2 separate regions of the Homo sapiens genome follow, and region 1 is linked to region 2. Evidence: chromatin loops called from intact Hi-C (ENCODE). Cell type or tissue: HepG2. All regions are shown on one strand. Links, peaks and the distances in the headings refer to the core of each region. The heading gives the core; the rest is flanking DNA. Region 1 holds the start of LOC105374359 (a long non-coding RNA gene). Region 2 has its middle 120 kb from the start of OTOP1.

The links. Peaks named below come from ENCODE experiments on the same cell type or tissue, not always from the same donor. Only the 100,000 strongest peaks of a DNase experiment are listed, where the experiment ranks them.
Region 1: it touches region 2 in a loop (12-fold over the local background); 44 of 110 quality-filtered maps call a loop at or near these places.

The regions. Positions count from the first base shown.
Region 1 is chr4:3,982,226-3,990,909 of GRCh38, forward strand. It overlaps LOC105374359 (a long non-coding RNA gene), which reads left to right and starts at 6,347. Exons shown (of 3, transcript XR_925070.3): 1 at 6,347-6,383. In HepG2, for the core only: a CTCF peak has its summit at 4,396; no DNase peak of the experiment used is centred there.
Region 2 is chr4:4,103,538-4,112,221 of GRCh38, forward strand. It overlaps the pseudogene LOC100130459. Among named protein-coding and RNA genes, the nearest start is that of OTOP1, 120 kb to the right of the region's middle. RefSeq lists a silencer at 4,113-4,222. In HepG2, for the core only: a CTCF peak has its summit at 4,139 (motif pointing left); no DNase peak of the experiment used is centred there.

The DNA of each region.
Region 1 (8,684 bases), core at 187-8,186, 120 kb before region 2:
CTTACTTCTACTTTTTGTGGTTTAATTTTTCTCTCCTCTACCTGCATTCCCAAATAATGAAAAGGAGTGGAGGTCTGAATCTTATCAGATGCTATTGTCAGGCCTGCGTTTGCAACCTCTGTCTGCAGAAATGTGTAACAGTCAATTAATTTGTCTCTTATTTCTGCAGCACACAAAATATCATCAACATAATGAATGATATAACAGTCTAAAAACTTGTCTCTAACTAGTTGAAGAACTTGAGCTACAAAAGTCTGACAAATAGTTGGACTATTAAGCATTCCCTGAGGCAACACTTTCCAATGAAAGCTGGTGGCTGGTTCTTTAATATTTATGGCTGGTATAGTAAAAGCAAATTTTTCAAAATCCTGTTTTGCCAGAGGAATGGTAAAAAAGCAATCCTTCAGATCAATTATAATTAAAGGCCAATATTTGGGGATCATGGCTGGAGAGGTCAGCCCAAGTTGGAGAGGCCCCATGGGTTGAATTACTGCATTAGCAGCTCTCAAATCAGTTAGCATGCGTCATCTGCCTGATTTTTTCTGAATTACAAACACAGGAGAATTCCAAGGCGAAAATGAAGGCCCAATATGTCCCTTTTCTAATTGTTCTTTTGCCAATAAGTGTAAGGCCTCCAGCTTTTGTTTTGGTAGTGGCCACTGATTTACCCATATAGGCTTTTCTCTTTTCCAAGTTGATGGAATGGGTTTTGGAGGCTCTACAGTGGCCACCCTTAAAAAGGATACCCTAGTCCTTTTCTTTCTGGATTTCCCTTAGCCTCAATTGGAACTTTAATGCCTTCTCCATTTTTCCCTAGTCCATTGCCAGGGAGATATCCCATTTTAGTCGTGATTTTTTGACTCGTGGAGCTGTATAGAGAGACTGGAATAGTAATCTCTGCATGCCACTGTTCTAATAAGTCTTGGCCCCGTAAATTAATTGGAATAGAAGTAATCATAGGCTGAACTGTACTCTCTTGATTATCAGGTCCTAGACGATGTGAAATCCTGGCACTTTGATACACTTCTGAGGCAGTGCCCACAACAACAATTCCTGTAACAGGCTTTTGTTTAGGCCGATTTTTTGGCCATTGATTTAAGGCAATGAGAGAAACATCAGCCCCAGTATCCACTAATCCTTCAAACTGTTTTCCCTGAATAGTAACTGTACACACAGGTCTATTCTCTGAGAGCTGACTAGCCCAATAAACAGCTTTTCCAGCAGGGTTGGTACTTCCAAACCCTCCTGTTCTTTCTGTTTTGCTATCCCCAATTTTAATATAAGGCAAGAGCAGTAATTGAGCAATTCTATCACCTGGATTGGCACTCCAGGGAACAGTAGAGCTGATCACTAACTGAATTTCCCCTTTATAATCTGAGTCAATTACCCCAGTATGAATTTGAACTCCTTTCAAATTTAGACTAGATCTTCCTAAAATAAGGCCTAACATCCCTTCTGGCAGCGGGCCATATACCCCTGTAGGAGTCTTTTGCGGGGGCTCTCCAGGGAGTAAAGAAATCATTTGAGTAGAACATAAATCTACTGCAGTGCTGCCTGCTGTGGCAGGGGATAATTGTTGTATTGTTGTAATTGGCTGATTTCCTGAAATGGTGGTATTACTGTGGGGGTTGTTGTCCCTGAAAACCCTGAGGAACAAATGACTGAATCGGGAATGCCCCACTTTGTTGCGGGGCCTGGGGCTGGCCCCTCTTCCCATTTCCCAACAATGGCTGTCCATTTTTATCAAATTTAGAACGACATTCCTTAGCCCAATATTTTCCTTTTCCACATCTTGGACACAGGCCAGGTGGCTCTTTTTTTTTTTTTGCTCTGTGTATTTAAGCCTGGGCAATTCTTTTTTAGATGTCCGATTTGACCACAATTATAACATTTTTCCCCAAATGTTTTAACTTGTCCTCCTAAAGCAACCCCTGTAATTGCTTGAGCCAATAACATTGCCTTACGCATAGCTCCTCCAATCCCATCACAAGCCTTCACATATTCTGTAATTACATCAACTCCTGCTGAAACCTTTCCTCTTAATGGCTTTATGGCTGATTGACACTCTGGATTTGCATTTTGATAAGCTATTATTTCCACAGTAACTTTTCGGGCGTTATTATCTGCAATGGATTTTTGAGCTGCATCTTGCAACCTTGCCACAAAGTCTGGATATGGATCTTTAGAGCCTTGTCTGATTGAACTAAAAGCAGAGCAGGAGGTTCCTGGGTCCTGAATCTTTTCCCAGGCCCTGAGGCAAATAGCCCTTAGTTGTTCAGTAGCCTCATTTTGCATTACTGATTGTTGGTTAGTAGTGCCCCAATTTGGACCTGTTCCTAGTAATTGGTCTGCATCTATATAAGCAACAGGATTAGTAGCCTGATTTTTTCATACCTGTTGTTGTACCCCATCAATCCACCAGGTTTTAAACTGTAGATACTGAGAGGGTGAAAGGGAAGATTTAGCCAAAATTTCCCAATTATAAGGAATAAGTCTATTTCCATGAGCAATGGAATCTAATAATGTTCTCATATAAGGAGAGTTAGGTCCATATTGTTTAACTCCTTCCTTCATATCTTTTAACATTTTTGTGGTGAAAGATTCATATCTGGTCTCAGTTCAGACAGACGCTCCTGCTTGACTCCCTTTCCCGGCCGGCATTGTTTGTAACATTCCCGGATATTGCCATGCCTCAAGATCTCCCTGTTTTCTGGCTGTAGCAATGGTCTCATGCAGTGCACTATCTTGTCCACTAGGTGGTACTGTAAGATCAAACGCCATCGCCGTGGGTTGTTGATATAGTGCCTTGCTATTTGGCACAGGACGCACTGCCTGAGATCCATACTGAACCTCTGGAGACGGCGGATACTGAAATACGGCTGGCGGCTGGTGTTGATAAACTACCGATGGTTGGGTTTATTTTCTACTGGCTGGTATTGCGGATACTGTGCCTGGATTGGCATTTGAGATTGTGACATCACAGGCATCTGAACCGCGGGAGAAGGGGTTGGTGGCCATCGTGGTCTAAACTCTGATGGCCCAAATAATTCTGGACCTCCTTCCCCCAATTTTGATGATTCAGGATATATTACCTCCTGTAATTGATTATAGTCAACATTTTGCATTGACCGAACCATTACAGGCTCTACTGCAGTTTTACAATGTGAACTTTCCATTCCTTTCTTAAAGTCTGTTCCTGCCTCTTCTTCACAATCTATTACACAGCTTTCAGGGGCATCAAAGACTGAAACGCTGTCTTCTTCTATTTGAAATGGTTCTAAAGTTGCTTTAATAATGGCCCAATCATTCCATGCTGTAAGTGGGATGATCTTACCTTCCCTAGTTGCTTGTTTTAGTTCTTTGCCAATTTTTCCCAATCTTTTAAATCTAAAATTCCCTGTTCTGGAAACCATGGGCAGAATTGTTCTATTGCTTGAAATAGCGTAACTAGATTTTCTGTAGAAACTTTAACTCCCCCTCTTCTTAAGAGAATTTTAATGAAGCTGAGATAAGAAGCATATTTACTTTCAGTTTGCCCCATTGTTACCCTGGATTCCTCCGAGCGCACAAGCTAACCTCAAGGCTGACTGTGGATGTACTCGGGAATCTCTCGTTGGCTGTCCTCAATGCTCACGTTCTTAAGGTACCTTCACCCTAGAGAAGGGCCCCACATTGGGCACCAGATGAAGGGATGGCCTGCCCCTCCACACCTGTGGGTATTTCTAGTCGGGTGGGATGAGAGACGGAGAAAATAAATAAGACACGAAGTATAGAGAAACAACAGTGGGCCCAGGGGACCGGCACTCAGCACACCAAGGACCTGCACAGGCACCGGCCTCTGAGTTCCCTCAGTTTTTATTGATTATGATTTTCATTATTTCAGCAAAAATAAATGTAGTAGGAGAGCAGGGTGATAATAAGGAGGTCAACAAAAAACATGTGAGCAAAAGAATCTATATCATAAATAAGTTCAAGGGAAGGTACTATGCCTGAACGTGCACGTAGGCCAGATTTATGTGTCTCTCCACTCAAACATCTCAGTGGTGTAAAGAATAACAAGGCAGCATTGCTGCAAACATGTCTCACCTCCTGCCACAGGGCAGCTTTTCTCCTATCTCAGAGTTGAACAAATGTACAATCGGGTTTTACACTGAGACATTCAGTTCCCAGGGGCAAGCAGGAGACAGTGGCCTTCCTCCATCTCAACTGCAAGAGGCTTTCCTCTTTTACTAATCCACCTCAGCACAGACCCTTTACGGGTATCGGGCTGGGGGACAGTCAGGTCTTTCTCATCCCATGAGGCCATATTTCAGACTATCACATGGGGAGAAACCTTGGACAATACCTTGCTCTCAAGGGCAGAGGTCGCTGCGGCTTTCCACAGTGTATTGTGCCCCTGGTTTGTTGAGACTAGAGAATGGCGATGACTTTTACCAAGTATACTGCTTGTAAACATTTTGTTAACAAGGCATGTCCTGCACAGCCCTAGATCCCTTAAACCTTGATTTCATACAACACATGTTTTTGTGAGCTCCAGGTTGGGTCAAAGTGGCTGGGGCAAAGCAACAAATTAACAACATCTAAGCAAAGCAATTGTTTAAAGTACAGGTCCTTTTCAAAATGGAGTCTCTTATGTCTTCCCTTTCTACATAGACACTGTGACAGTCTGATCTCTCTTTTCCCTACACAAATAAAGAACCCAGTAACTTTTCTCATTGCTCAGGAGATTGAAGGGCTAGGAAGAAAAGATGTTAAGTTATAAACATGTTTCAGTTTTGTTACCACTTGAACCAATTTATGTTTTGAAGAGGAAAGAGTCTTGCCTACAAAGTCAGCCCCTGGGTTTTCCTTCTGCTTATGGAATCCAGGCAATGGGCAAAGAGAAAAAGAAAACCAAGGAATCAGCCAGATGCAGTGGCTCATGCTTGTAATCTTGGCACTTTGGGAGGCTGAGGCAGGTGGACTTCTTGAGTCCAGGAGTTCAAGACCAGCCTGGCCCACATAGTGAGACCCCGTTTCTACAAAAAATACAAAAAGTTGCTGAGCATGGTGGCATGCACCTGTAGTCCCAGTTACTTGGGAGGCTGAGGTGGGAGAACTACTTCAGCCCAGGAGGTTGAGGCTGCAGTGAGCCATGATCGTGCCTCTATTCTCCAGCCTGGGTGACAGAGTGACGCCCTGTCTCAAAAGAAAACAAAAAAGATAAGAAAAAGAAAACTAGGGAATCTGGACAGAATAAGTTTATATATATAATAAAGAACTGAGATAGAACTGGGTTGACTGAATAATTATTTGAATTGCTTTTGAGTGAATTTTTCCTATTGGAGTCTACCTTTGTTTTTGTGTGTGTGTTTGTGTGTGCCCTTTTTTTTTTTTTTTGGTTTAGTTTTGTCTTTGTGTTTTTTTGAGACTGGGCCTTGCTCTGTTGCCCAGGCTGCTGGAGTGCGGTGGCACGATCTCAGCTCACTGCAACCTCTGACTCCTGGGTTCAAGCAATTCTTCTGCCTCAGCCTCCCCAGAAGCTGGGACTACTGGGCATGTACCACCAAGCCCAGCTAATTTTTGTATTTTTAGTTGAGATGGGGTTTCACCATGTTGGCCAGGCCTGGTCTTGAACTCCTGGGCTCAAGTGATCCGCCTGCCTCAGCCTCCCAAAGTGCTGGGATTACAGGTGTGAGCCCCTGCACCCAGCTAGAGCCTACCTTTCTTTGAATTCATTGCAGTGCAAAGACTGGGACATGTGGAACTCCAGGTGTATATGGGTTATGTAGAGACGCTAGGGGCTGATTAAGGAAGGAAAGATATGAGAAGCCTGCAGAGCATGCTTTCCCAGACTGTATGGGCCCTGGGAAAGGAGAAGTGGACAGAAAGGGAACACTAGGTGCCCTGGAAGAGAAGATTCATCCAAGTCATCAGGGAAGTTACTAAAGCAAGGTAAAAAATGCAGAGACGGGGACAAACACGCTTCTCCCAAGTCCTTTCTGTCCGCTCAGTCACCTCTATGCTTACTTTTCTTTCCTGTAAGTAGTGTCATGCGTTTTCTTCCCATTCCTAGTCACTCCTAGTCAACTAACTCCTCTCTTTACCATCTTTTCATCAGAACTTGAATCCTCCTCTCCTTTATGTATTAGTGATCATGTTTCTCCGTAATACTGCTAGAAACAAGAATTGAAACCTGGAAAACCTGCATTTGAGAACCAGATCTGCCTCTGCTAGCTATTTGAGAAGTGATTTTGTTCCATTCTTTTTGTTGTTGTCGAAACAGGGTGTCATTCTGTCGCCCAGGCTGGAGTGCAGTGGTTCAATCTTGGCTCACTGCAGCCTCAACCTCCTGGGCTCAAGCAATCCTTCCGCATCAGCCTCCTGAGTAGCTGAGACTACAGGTGTGTGCCACCACAGCTGGCTAATTTTTAATGGTTTTTTTTTGTTTACTTATTTTTTTTTTGTAGAGATGGGGTCTTCAGTGCCCCATTGCTCAAACCTCTAGGGGAGCATGCAGACAGGCAGCGAGCCCCATGGCAGTGTCCAGGGGTGAATGTTTATAGTTGAAGCACCAGTGGGCGTGTGTTACAGGGTGTTCTTTTAGTTTAGCCATCTGTAGGTAGCTTGTGTTAGTCGGCTCAATTAGACCTCCGCCTTATTGCAAGGACAGAGGGCTCTCTTTGTCCTGGGGTTCTTGCCTTGGTGTACCGAAAGTGGTGCAATCTCAGCTCACTGCAAGCTCCGCCTTCCGGGTTCATGCCATTCTCCTGCCTCAGCCTCCCGAGTAGCTGGGACTCCAGGCACCCACCACCACGCCCGGCTAATTTTTTTGTATTTTTAGTAGAGATGGGGTTTCACTGTGTTAGCCAGGATGGTCTGGATCTCCTGACCTCGTGATCTGCCCGCCTCGGCCTCCCAAAGTGCTGGAATTACAGGCGTGAGAGCGCAAGGTTTTATTGAGTGGAAGTATCTCTCAGCAGATGGGGGAGCCAGAAGGGAGGTGGTTTACCCCTGGATTCGGGCGAGTGGCCTGACTCTTCTCTGACTGTCCCAGCCAAACTGCGTTGTTCTGCAGTCAGTGGCCTGCGGTGTGCCGGTGCCCATTGGTGCGTTCCTCTTGATGTCCAGCGCCCTTGTGTTCCTCCGCTGATGTGCTCCTCTCGAAGTCCAGCTGCCTGTGTGTCTGCCTGCTAGGGTCTCAGGGTTTTTATAGGCACAGAATGGGGGTGTGGCAGCCAGGGTGGTCTTGGGAAATGCAACATTTGGGCGGGAAAACAAAAATCCCTGTCCTCACCTAGGTCCATGGGCACAGGCCCTGTGGTGAAGCCCTAGCCAGGGACCACACCCTCCTCTACCCAGTACTTCCCTTCCTCACTTCCATATCATTTAAAGGGACCACATTCTTCCCTTCCGAGCACTTCCCTTCTGTATCACAAAGTGCTGGGATTATAGGCATGAGCCACTGGTCCCAGCCAATTCCGTTCTTTTAATGCAAAGTAGAAAATTGGTGTTCAGAAAGGCCTGCCCTATCCACCTCAGGGAGTTGCTATGAAGATCAAATTAGATCATGTGCAACAGAAGTTTAGAAAAGATTCCAAAAGCACTGTGCAACGAGAATGTATTTTTAAACTCCACTGAGTGGACTTAAAACTATGTTTTTTTTTTCTTTCTTTCTTTCTTTTTTTTGTTTGAGACAGAGTTTCACTCTTGTTTCCTAGGCTGGAGTGCAACGATGCCATCTTGGCTTACTGCAACCTCTGCCTCCCAGGTTCAAGTGGTTCTCTGCCTCAGCCACACGAGTAGCTGGGATTACAGGCGCTCACCACCATGTCTGGCTAATTTCTTTCTTTCTTTTGTTTTTGTCTTTTTAGTAGAGATGGGGTTTCATGTTGTTGGCCAGGCTGGTCTCAAACCCCTGACCTTAGGTGATCCACCCACCTTGGCCTCCGAGAGTGCTGGGATTAAGGCTTGAGCCACCGCACCCCACCTGTGTTTCTTTTTTAAGCAAGAAAACAAATGTCTCTCCCCAGCGCTCACTAAACAAATCCCTCTGTTTTTCTTTCCATAGGATTCTTATCCTTCTTGCCCCACTGCAAACAATCTATTTTCTTTTGGCCCTTCCGTCCATCTGTGAAAGGGTCAGGCTTTCTAGCTAACCCTTCATCAAATATTTTTGATGACCACAGTCAAGACAGTACTTATTATTTTTTTTTGAGACAGAGTTTCGCTCTTGTTGCCCAGGCTGGAGTGCAATGGCGCAATCTCGGCTCACTGCAACTTCTGCCTCCAGGGTTCAAGTGATTCTCTTGCCTCAGCCTCCCAAGTAGCTGGGATTACAGGTGCACAACACCACGCCCATCTAATTTTTGTATTTTTAGTAGAGATGGGGTTTCTCCATGTTGGTCAGGTTGGTCTCGAACTCCTGACCTCAGGTGATCTACCCACCTCTGCCTCCCAAAGTGCTGGGATTACAGGGGTGAGCCACCCTGACTGGCCAAGACAGTGCTTATTAATGCCTGAGATGCATTCAGGAGCACATGAGCTGGCTGTGACTGTTCTAACAAAGTTCCCCAAATGGGTGGCTCAGGACAACAGAAAGTCATTCTCTCCAGTTCCAGAAGCTTGGTGTCTGAAACGGGCAGGGCCGTGCTCCCTCTGAAGGCTCTAGGGATGAATCCTTCCTTGCCTCTTCTGGCTTCTGG
Region 2 (8,684 bases), core at 373-8,372:
GTACTGTCTTATTATCTCAGTAAATCCCATATAATCTTCCTATGAAAGTGTATCTCATTTATCTCCATTTTATAGATGAGAAACCTGAGGCCCCTGGAGTAGTATTAATTGTCCAAGACTGCATTGCTGATAAAGGGTATAGCAGGGACCTAAGCTCGACACTCTCACCCTCAAACATTTCCACAAGTGTAGACCAATGGCTCTCAACTGGGGTGGTTTTGCTCACGTACCACTCCCTTGCTCCATGGCATTTGAAACCGTCTGGAGACATCTGGGGTAGCCATAGCTGGGAGGGTAGAATGGCACCTAGAGGATGGAGACCAGAGATGCTGCTAACCATCCTACAAAACACGGGATGGCCCCAACACCAGCACCACGAATGGTCTGACCCCAAGTGTTGTGACTGTGGCAAAGCTGAGAAACCCAGGTTTCTCCTCAGCAAGAAGGAAAATCCCTGCAACGTTGATGCACCTCTACAGGAGCCCCAGGCTGACAATAACCTTCCTCATCTGGTTTCAACCCTGGATGCTTTTACCTGGTGCGTCCATCAGGGATTTCAGGGACTCCAACGAATTATTACCCTTGAATGCTCGGTTCAGCCTGACAACCCAGAAATCTCTGCCTAGGTGCCTGGTCTTGAGGAAGGCTCAGCAAGTGGTTGAGGTTGATAACCAAATACCTAGGAGGGACTTTTCTCTCCCTCCAGGAGGAGCTGTGGGTCAGACACCCTGGGATCATTCACAAGGGGTCAATAAAGGCTTGGGGAGGGCCAAGTTTTCTAGGCCTTCTCAGAGGGGCGGGTGTTTATGGATACACAAGAAGCCTGTGAAACTTCTGATATTGGCAGGAAACCAATGCCCCCCACCCTCCACCCCCAAAACGTCCCCACCATAAACACTTGCCCTGCAACAGGACTTGGCACTCAGGGGCTCCTGGGGGCCCGATTTATCTGCTAAAACATCCTCTAGCCACCAACGAATAAAGCAACCCCTTGCCACCCAACCACAAGAGCACAGCCTGGGAGCCACTCCAAGGGACATCCAGTCACATTAAAACCTCAGCCATCCAGAGCACCAGGCCTGGTGATGAGAAAGAACATTTTATCCTTAAAAGCATCTGAATGCCCATGCTGCTTCTTGCAGAGAACAGTCCAAAATAATCTGCTATTAAAGAACGAGGATGGTTTTGACATTTTTACCAAGCTAATGGTCTACGCAGACAAAATCTCATAAAAGGGCACTCTGTTCTTCTTGATCCACTCAGACATGGCCTGTGAGTGAAGAAATGGGCTCTCTTCCTCAAAGAAATCACTGCTGATCCTCGTACCAGCCTGACACTGCTTCATGGGTTCTTCAAACAGAGTATTCCCATAGAAACTAAAAAGGAAGAGGAATGTGTCTGGCGGGCATTGTGGGCAGCAGTGGGCTTTGGGCCAAATTTTAAGTTTGAAAACCAAGATTCCCTCTTTTCGAGGGGCCGCCGGACTGAGCAGATACAGACACCGTGAAAAGAGGGTGCCATGTTCAGATTCAGGAAACAAGGATGGTTTCTGTTCAGTTCCTCCATCATCCTTCAGGTCATGCGATTCCCATTTCCCTCTGTGGACCAAACAATTCAGTGGGGTTTCTGCCTTTTAAATATTTCGTTATCAACATATCATCCTTTTAGCCTCCAGAAGCATTTTAACATGGAGATTCTGGCTTAAGACTCTTGTGGGTCTGTCTCTCTCTCTCTCTCTCTCTTTTCCTTGAAACAGCGTCTTACTTTGTCACCCAGGCTGGAGGGCAGTGGCATGATCACAGCTCACTGCAGCCCGACTTTCCAGGCTCTAGCAATCCTCCCACCTCAGCCTCCAAAGTACTTGGGACTACAGGTACATACACCACCATACCAGGCTTTTTTTTTTTTTTTTTTTTTTGGTAGATATGAGGCTTCACCTCGTTGCCCAGGCTGGTCTTAAACTCCTGGGCTCAAGCGATCCCCGCCTTCCCCCTCTCAAAGTGCTGGGATTATTTGCTTGAGCCACCACGCCCGGCCAAGGACCTTGTCTCTTGTGATGCACCCCAGAACAAAACATCACTGCAAAAACACACCAAGGCATGAGTTTCAGTCCTAAGTCCCATTTATCCACCATACACTATGTGCCAGGCACAACGCTAAGTGCTTCTATGGACGAGCTTCCCTTAATCTCAGCAGTAACAACCCCAGGCAATGGGGCCTGTTGACCGATCCATTTGCCACTGAAGACAGTAAGGCTCAGAGAGGGTAATTGGCTTGTGCCATGTCAGCCAGCTAAGGAGGGGCAGAACCAGGACGCGAACCCCAGACACCTGGCTCCAGACTCGCGTTCCCAAGGTCCCACTACCTTTTGTCAATCCACTGCATTCTAGTATCCTGGTCTTTGGCAGAGTCCACGTAAAAGAAGGAGGTAGAGGGAGTGAGAGGTACTTCACGCAATAAAGTTTCCTGGTGTTACACTGCCACCGTAATTGTGTCCCCGACCAGGACCTCTCCCTTCTCATCCTTTCCGTGATAGGCCCTAGAAAACCTTCCAGAGAACTGTCCTCCTTCTCCCGGGATCTCAGAGAAAATTCACCTGAGTTCAGTGTCCAGGTGACCCAAGCTCTGAATGCAGTAACGTGCACGGGGAGATGAGGATGTCACCATGAGCAACCCCAAGACTGGGCAGGGGGGGCTCTGATGCAGCCCACGGCGAGGAGGGCTGCCCGTGCTGCCTAAATGGGTTCAGAAAGAAAGCCGCCCTCTCGCCCATGTGGGGTTCATTAACCACGAATCCAATTATTCGGACAAGCTCAGCTAAGTAAATGGTCAAACATAAAAACATATGGAAGGAAAAAAGAAGTCAACCCCATTATCCATCAAAAACCATCAAGGTGGCGGCCCTCACTGAGGGGTACAGCTCTCCAGCGGGCCCTCATCTGCCCTCCAAACCCACGTGCCTCCCCAGTGGAAGGCCAGCAAAACCACGCTGGAAGAGTTGGGGTAGGAAAGCAGAAAGAGAACCCCAGGAGGCCAGGCTGGCCACGGAGCCCCATCCCACACACACAGGCCCGGTGGCTCAGGGGCCCAGGTGTGCAGGACACCGGGAGCTCATAGGGACAGCGCCCCGCGGGATGCAAGGAACTATGCCTCTCTGGCCCTCTCTGTAGGGATGGAAAGAGAAGAGCGATTTCTGGGATGGAAGCCATCTGCCTCCTCTCAACTCTCGCTGCCCAACCAGAAAGGGAAGAAAAACAGGAAGATGCGGGACAGGTGAGGAGCTGGGTGAGCGCCGCCAGCCCGCAGCCCAGCAGAGCAGGGCTTGGCCAAGCCTGGCGCCAGGGACTTCCCCCCTGCCCCCACCACAGGCCCCTCGCCAGGTGAGAGGCACCGACAGAGTCCCAGACAGATGCCCCAGACAGGATGCCCAGGGCAACCCCCGCCCCTTCCCCTGCTGGGGGCCCCCAGGACGCGCCCCCCCCTCCCATTTTGGCTAGCCGCAGAGTCCAGCGGGTCTCTGGGACGGCGTGGGAGAATCAGGAAGTCGAAGCCACACAGCCAAGAAGGGGCAGCTGGCGTCTCGGAGGCCGTCACGAGCTGTCACTCCGCGCCCGCCGGAGTTGCCGCTCAGTTACCAACTTCAACCCGGAGCCGGCTACGGAGCCTCCCGCCGCCCCTACCCCGCGTCCCCATCACCCCCGCGCCCCCGGCACCCCCGGACCCCCGCGCCCGCGTCACTTACTCCTCTGCCGTCGCCACCTGTCTGGGTGCCGGTCTCCTCCCTGCCCGGCCGCGGCGCGTCCTCCCCGTCCTCGCAGTCGCCGGGCTGTGCGCTTCCCCCCTCCAGCAACAGCCGCAGCCTCTTCTCCTCGGGAGGGACGTCGTCCTCCTCCCTCCTGGGAGGGCCATCCCTGCCTCGGGGCTTGCCAGTGGTTTCGGAGCTGCGGGAAGGGCTGGCAGTGGCTCCGGGGGCTCTGCCTGCACTTGGGGAAGAGGAAGGACCTGTCGCGAGCGGCCTCTCGGCGGAGCTGGGGCGTCTGAGCGCGGGCTCGGTGGGTGCGCGCGGCGCGGAGCTGGGCATCGGCGCCGGCGCGGGCTCCTCCGCGGGCCGCTCCTCGCTCTCTGGCGCCCTCTGCTGGCCTGGCGCGCACCGCGGACACGCAAGGCCCGGGCCTGCGCCGCGCTCACCTGTCCCGGCCCAGGTGCTCGCTGTCCCTTGCCCGTGGCCAGGCCCGCTCTGGCCAGGCCCTGCACCTCCTCCCTGCCCCAGCCAGTTTGCACCCCGATGGTCTCCCTGCCCAAGGAGGAGAGAAGAGAAGGGAAGCCCCGAGAGGGTGGACATCGGCCACAGCCACCTTGTCTTTGCTCTTACCCTGTGTCTTGCATGATTTGGAGGTGGTGGGAAACCCGAGGTTGCTCAAAACTCGTGGAGAATTCCGCCTGCAGGATGACATGAATGCACCTTCGCATTGCCTACCAACAGATCTTTTCTGAGCATCACTGTGGACCAGGCGTGGTGATAGGGGAGGGGACATTGTGGTGAACATGACAGGCATGGCCTTCACCCCGTGGGGCTCAGCGCTGGGTCAGAAGGCATTGAGAATGGACATTGTCAATTGGGCCAAAGGAGGCCAAGGAGAAGAGCGGGGGGCATGGGAACTGAGAAAGACAGGAGGCTCAGCAGGTCTTGGAGCTGGGAGAGGGACAGCAGCAGCGGCTGTTCCAAAGGAAGCAACAGCTGAGAGAGGTCTCAGAGAGTTGTTCTCAGCCCAGTGGAGCATGTTCGGGCAGAGGGAACAGCGTGTGCAAAAGCCCAGAGGCTGGGAAAGAAGCAGAAAGAGGACTGTGGGGCTGGAGCGTGGAGGGCGAGGGGTGAGAGGTGTGGTGGGCAGAGAGATTGCCTGGGAGCCAGCAGTGCAGGGACAAAGGAGATAGGGGATCCTTGCAGGCCCCCAGCCAGGTCTCAGGCACAGAGATAATGCAGGTGGGCAAAGAGAGGAAATGTGGAGAAATATTTTGGAGGCATGCCCTAATGAATGAGCCCACAATGCACTCTTAGTGTCAGTGTGCAGCTCCTTCCTTGGCTGTGTGATCAGCTGAACCCGGGGGTATTTTCTGGACATGGAGGTGCTACACCAAGAGTCCAGGACAGGCTAAGTGAGTACCAGCAGCTCCTGGCCTACCTCAAAAGCAGGAGAGACAGGGGAGACTGGGGAGGCCGGGGAGGAAGGGGAAGCCAGGAAGGCAGGAGAGGCCAGGGAAGCAGAGGAGGCCAGGGAGGCAGTGGAAGCAGGAGAGGCTGGGGAGGCTGTGTCCTTTCCATGATTCTGCCCGGGATCTTAGGCCCCTGAACTCCCTGAGCTTCTCCACCCCAAGCGCTGGAACCATGTTGCACAACGGTCTCTCCACTAAGCTCCTGATGGCGGCCCCTACCCTGCTGTGCTCCCTATTTCAACCCTAAAAGCTCTCACAGTGGGCAGCACATAGTAGGTGCTCAGGAAACACTGGTGGGAGAGCACATGGGTCTGCTCAGCACCTTCCTCTCTCCTCCAGCTCTCCCCTGCTACGAAATAATTCTGATAACGACACATGGGCTTTGAGACCCTCTTCTATTACTTTCCATATGCTAATCCATCTATACTTCACAGCAGCCCTGGGGGTGGGTGCTATTAGGATGTCCATTTTACAGAGGAGAGACTGAGGTATAAAGAGGGTAATGACATAGGCACAGTACAGAGGCCGGGGCCAAGTGATCGCAGCACTCAATCCCCAAAGGCAATGTGGACGCAGTTACCATAAAAGACAGCAGAGTCAAAGCTGCAACCAGAATAGCCTGACTCGCAGAGAACTATGGTGCCAGCTGATCGTGGCATTCCTAGAAGTGAAATAGATAAGAAGCCTGCCACATTTTTACTTGATCTGTGTTTGCAGAAGTGTTCTAGGTCAGGTGAGTAGAAGTCTAATCTGAATCATAATAACAGAGTCACAGTCCTCAGTCAATTCCCAGACATAAGCCAGTTCACAGACCCGGAGTCCCTTGTCTGAATGGGAAGCCAGGTCCCCTCCAGAAAGGACTCTGCTCCACTGCCAAAAATTTATACTGTCAATTTTTCTCCCAGCCTGCCCCCGAAGGAATACACAGCCTTTTACCAGGATGACTGAACAGGGGAAAAGGAACTGATGAGATCTGTGCAGGATCACTGGACACAGGCTCTGAACTGGCACTAGGGCGAGACTAGGGTCTACCAGTCAGAATAGGCATTTTGGAGGTCAGGTGAATGTTGATGAAAGTTCATGTCATGATAGATCCATTGAGTCCCCAAATCCATCCTCTGGTTATATACAAAGTGGCTTTGCTGAGATTCAAATTCAGGGCATCCAACATAGAGGCTGTGCTCTTACTCATGAAACATTCTGACACTAGTAACCAATTTAAAAATGCAAACACCTCCTGGGGCTAGCCAGAGTCCTCCAAACAGTCACGTAAATTGGTTCTGTCAAGGATTTCCTCCTACACCCTGCTGAGAGCCAGTTGCAAGGAGAGGCTAGGGAAGGGCATTGGGTAACTTTGTTTCTAAAAGCTCTTTTGGATGAAGACGTTTGGGAAAAGAAGCAAATAGAGTCCAGCAGAAGAGGTAAGAAAGTAAGTTTATGTTTGGCCAGGCACGGTGGCTCACACCTGTAATCCCAGGACTTTGGGAGGCCGAGGTGGGCAGATCACGAGGTCAAGAGATCGGACCATCCTGGCTAACATGGTGAAGCCCCGTCTCTACTAAAAATTCAAAAATGAGCGGACCAAGATGGCACACGCCTGTAGTCCCAGGTCCCAGCTACTCGGGAGCCTGAGGCAGGAGAATCACTTGAACCCAGGAGTCAGAGGTTGCAGTGGGCCGAGATCATGCCACTGCATTCCAGCCCGGCGACAGAACGAGACTCTGTCTCATAAAACAAACCAAGACAAACAAACAAACAAAAAAGCAAGCTTATTTTTAAGCCTCAAGAAGTGTAGTGGTTTAGGGGTTCTGCAAATACGGCCCCAATCAGACTACAAGATGTTGTGGCAGCAACACTTACACCCAGTCACTCCTGGCTGGCTGAACCACTTTTCAAAACACCCTTGCACAGCTGTGCAGAGCGCCTGGCACCACTGGCAGCCGGCAGAGCCATAACTCACACTGTCACCACTCCCCTCAAACCCTTTCAGTAAGCACATTCTTTATTTTTTTTTTTTTGAGACGGAGTCTTGCTCTGTCATCCAGGCTGGAGTGCAGTGGCGCAATCTTGGCTCACTGCAAGCTCCGCCTCCCAGGTTCATGCCGTTCTCCTGCCTCAGCCTCCCAAGTAGCTGGGACTACAGGCGCCCGCCACCATGCCCGGCTAATTTTTTGTATTTTTAGTAGAGACGGGGTTTCACCGTGTCAGCCAGGATGGCCTCAATTTCCTGACCTTGTGATCTGCCCGCCTTGGCCTCCCAAAGTGCTGGGATTACAGGCGTGAGCCACCGCGCCCGGCCTGGTAAGCACTTTTAATCAATGCAACAGGAATAAACATTTGCTGCAGAGCGGCCATGTGCAGGGAGGAACACGGTTCCACTCAGGCTCAGAAAGCAAAACCTCCTGGCTGTTTGCATCTGTGCGAGAGCTTGCAGGAAAAGCCCTCTGTGTGGCTGCCAGCCTCACACACTCCCCCGAAGGGATGAGTTTCTCTTTCCATGTTAATCTATGCCCTGACGTGCCATCTGTCAACCACCATACCATTCTCAGTTGACCTTTCAAAGCATCTTTGCCCTTTGGTCACCAGCCCTGCCCTGCAAGCCCCCAGGTGACATTGAACTTAAACGAGAGAGAAAACAGGTTTCGGGGTGGATTTCAGTTCAGCATCTTGGAATCTCTGTGTGGACATGAAATCTGTCTCCCCAGCCATGGGCTGCATCCTTGTTTGTCATCTGGTTTTGTTCTTGGGGACTTGGAAACTCGTGGGCACATTTGCAATTTGTCAAGAAGCTGCACGGCCCTTCCAACAAAAGCAAGCAATAGGAACAGAAGCCCAAGGCTTCAGATCAAGGTGCGACTTAAAGCAGCCTCAGTGTAAAAGCAAACAGGAGTCAGAGGGATGCCTAAGGCGGAGTCTAGTCTCCAGGGCAGCTATAAGGCAAAGAGAAAGAGAGAGAGATAGACAGAGACAGACACAGAGACAGAAAGACAGAGAGAGATGGGAGGAGACATGAGGCACCCAGGCCTCTGCATCAAAATCCCTACAAGAGGGGCTTCCTAAAAATGCAGGAGGCTGAGGTGGGCGCAAACAGAAGTTCAAGACTAGCTTGGGCAACATAGCAAGACCCTGTCTTTACAAAAAATACAAAAATCAGCCAGGTGTGGTGGTGCATGCCTGTGGTCCCAGCTACCCAGGAGGCTGAGGTGAGAGGATGGCTTGAGCCCAGGAGGTAGAGGCTGCTGTGAACAGAGATAGCACCACTGCTCTCCAGCCTGAGCCACAGGTGAGACTTCATCTCAAAAAAATTTAAAAAAAATTTTTAAAAAGGATCACTCTGGCTATTTGAATGGATGATAAGAAGGTAAGAGCAGAAGCAAGGAGACCAGCAGTGAGATTCTGCAGGCGGGAGTCCACAGTGGCTCAGACCAGGCTGGCACTGAAGACCTGCTAGATTCTATATATATTTTGAT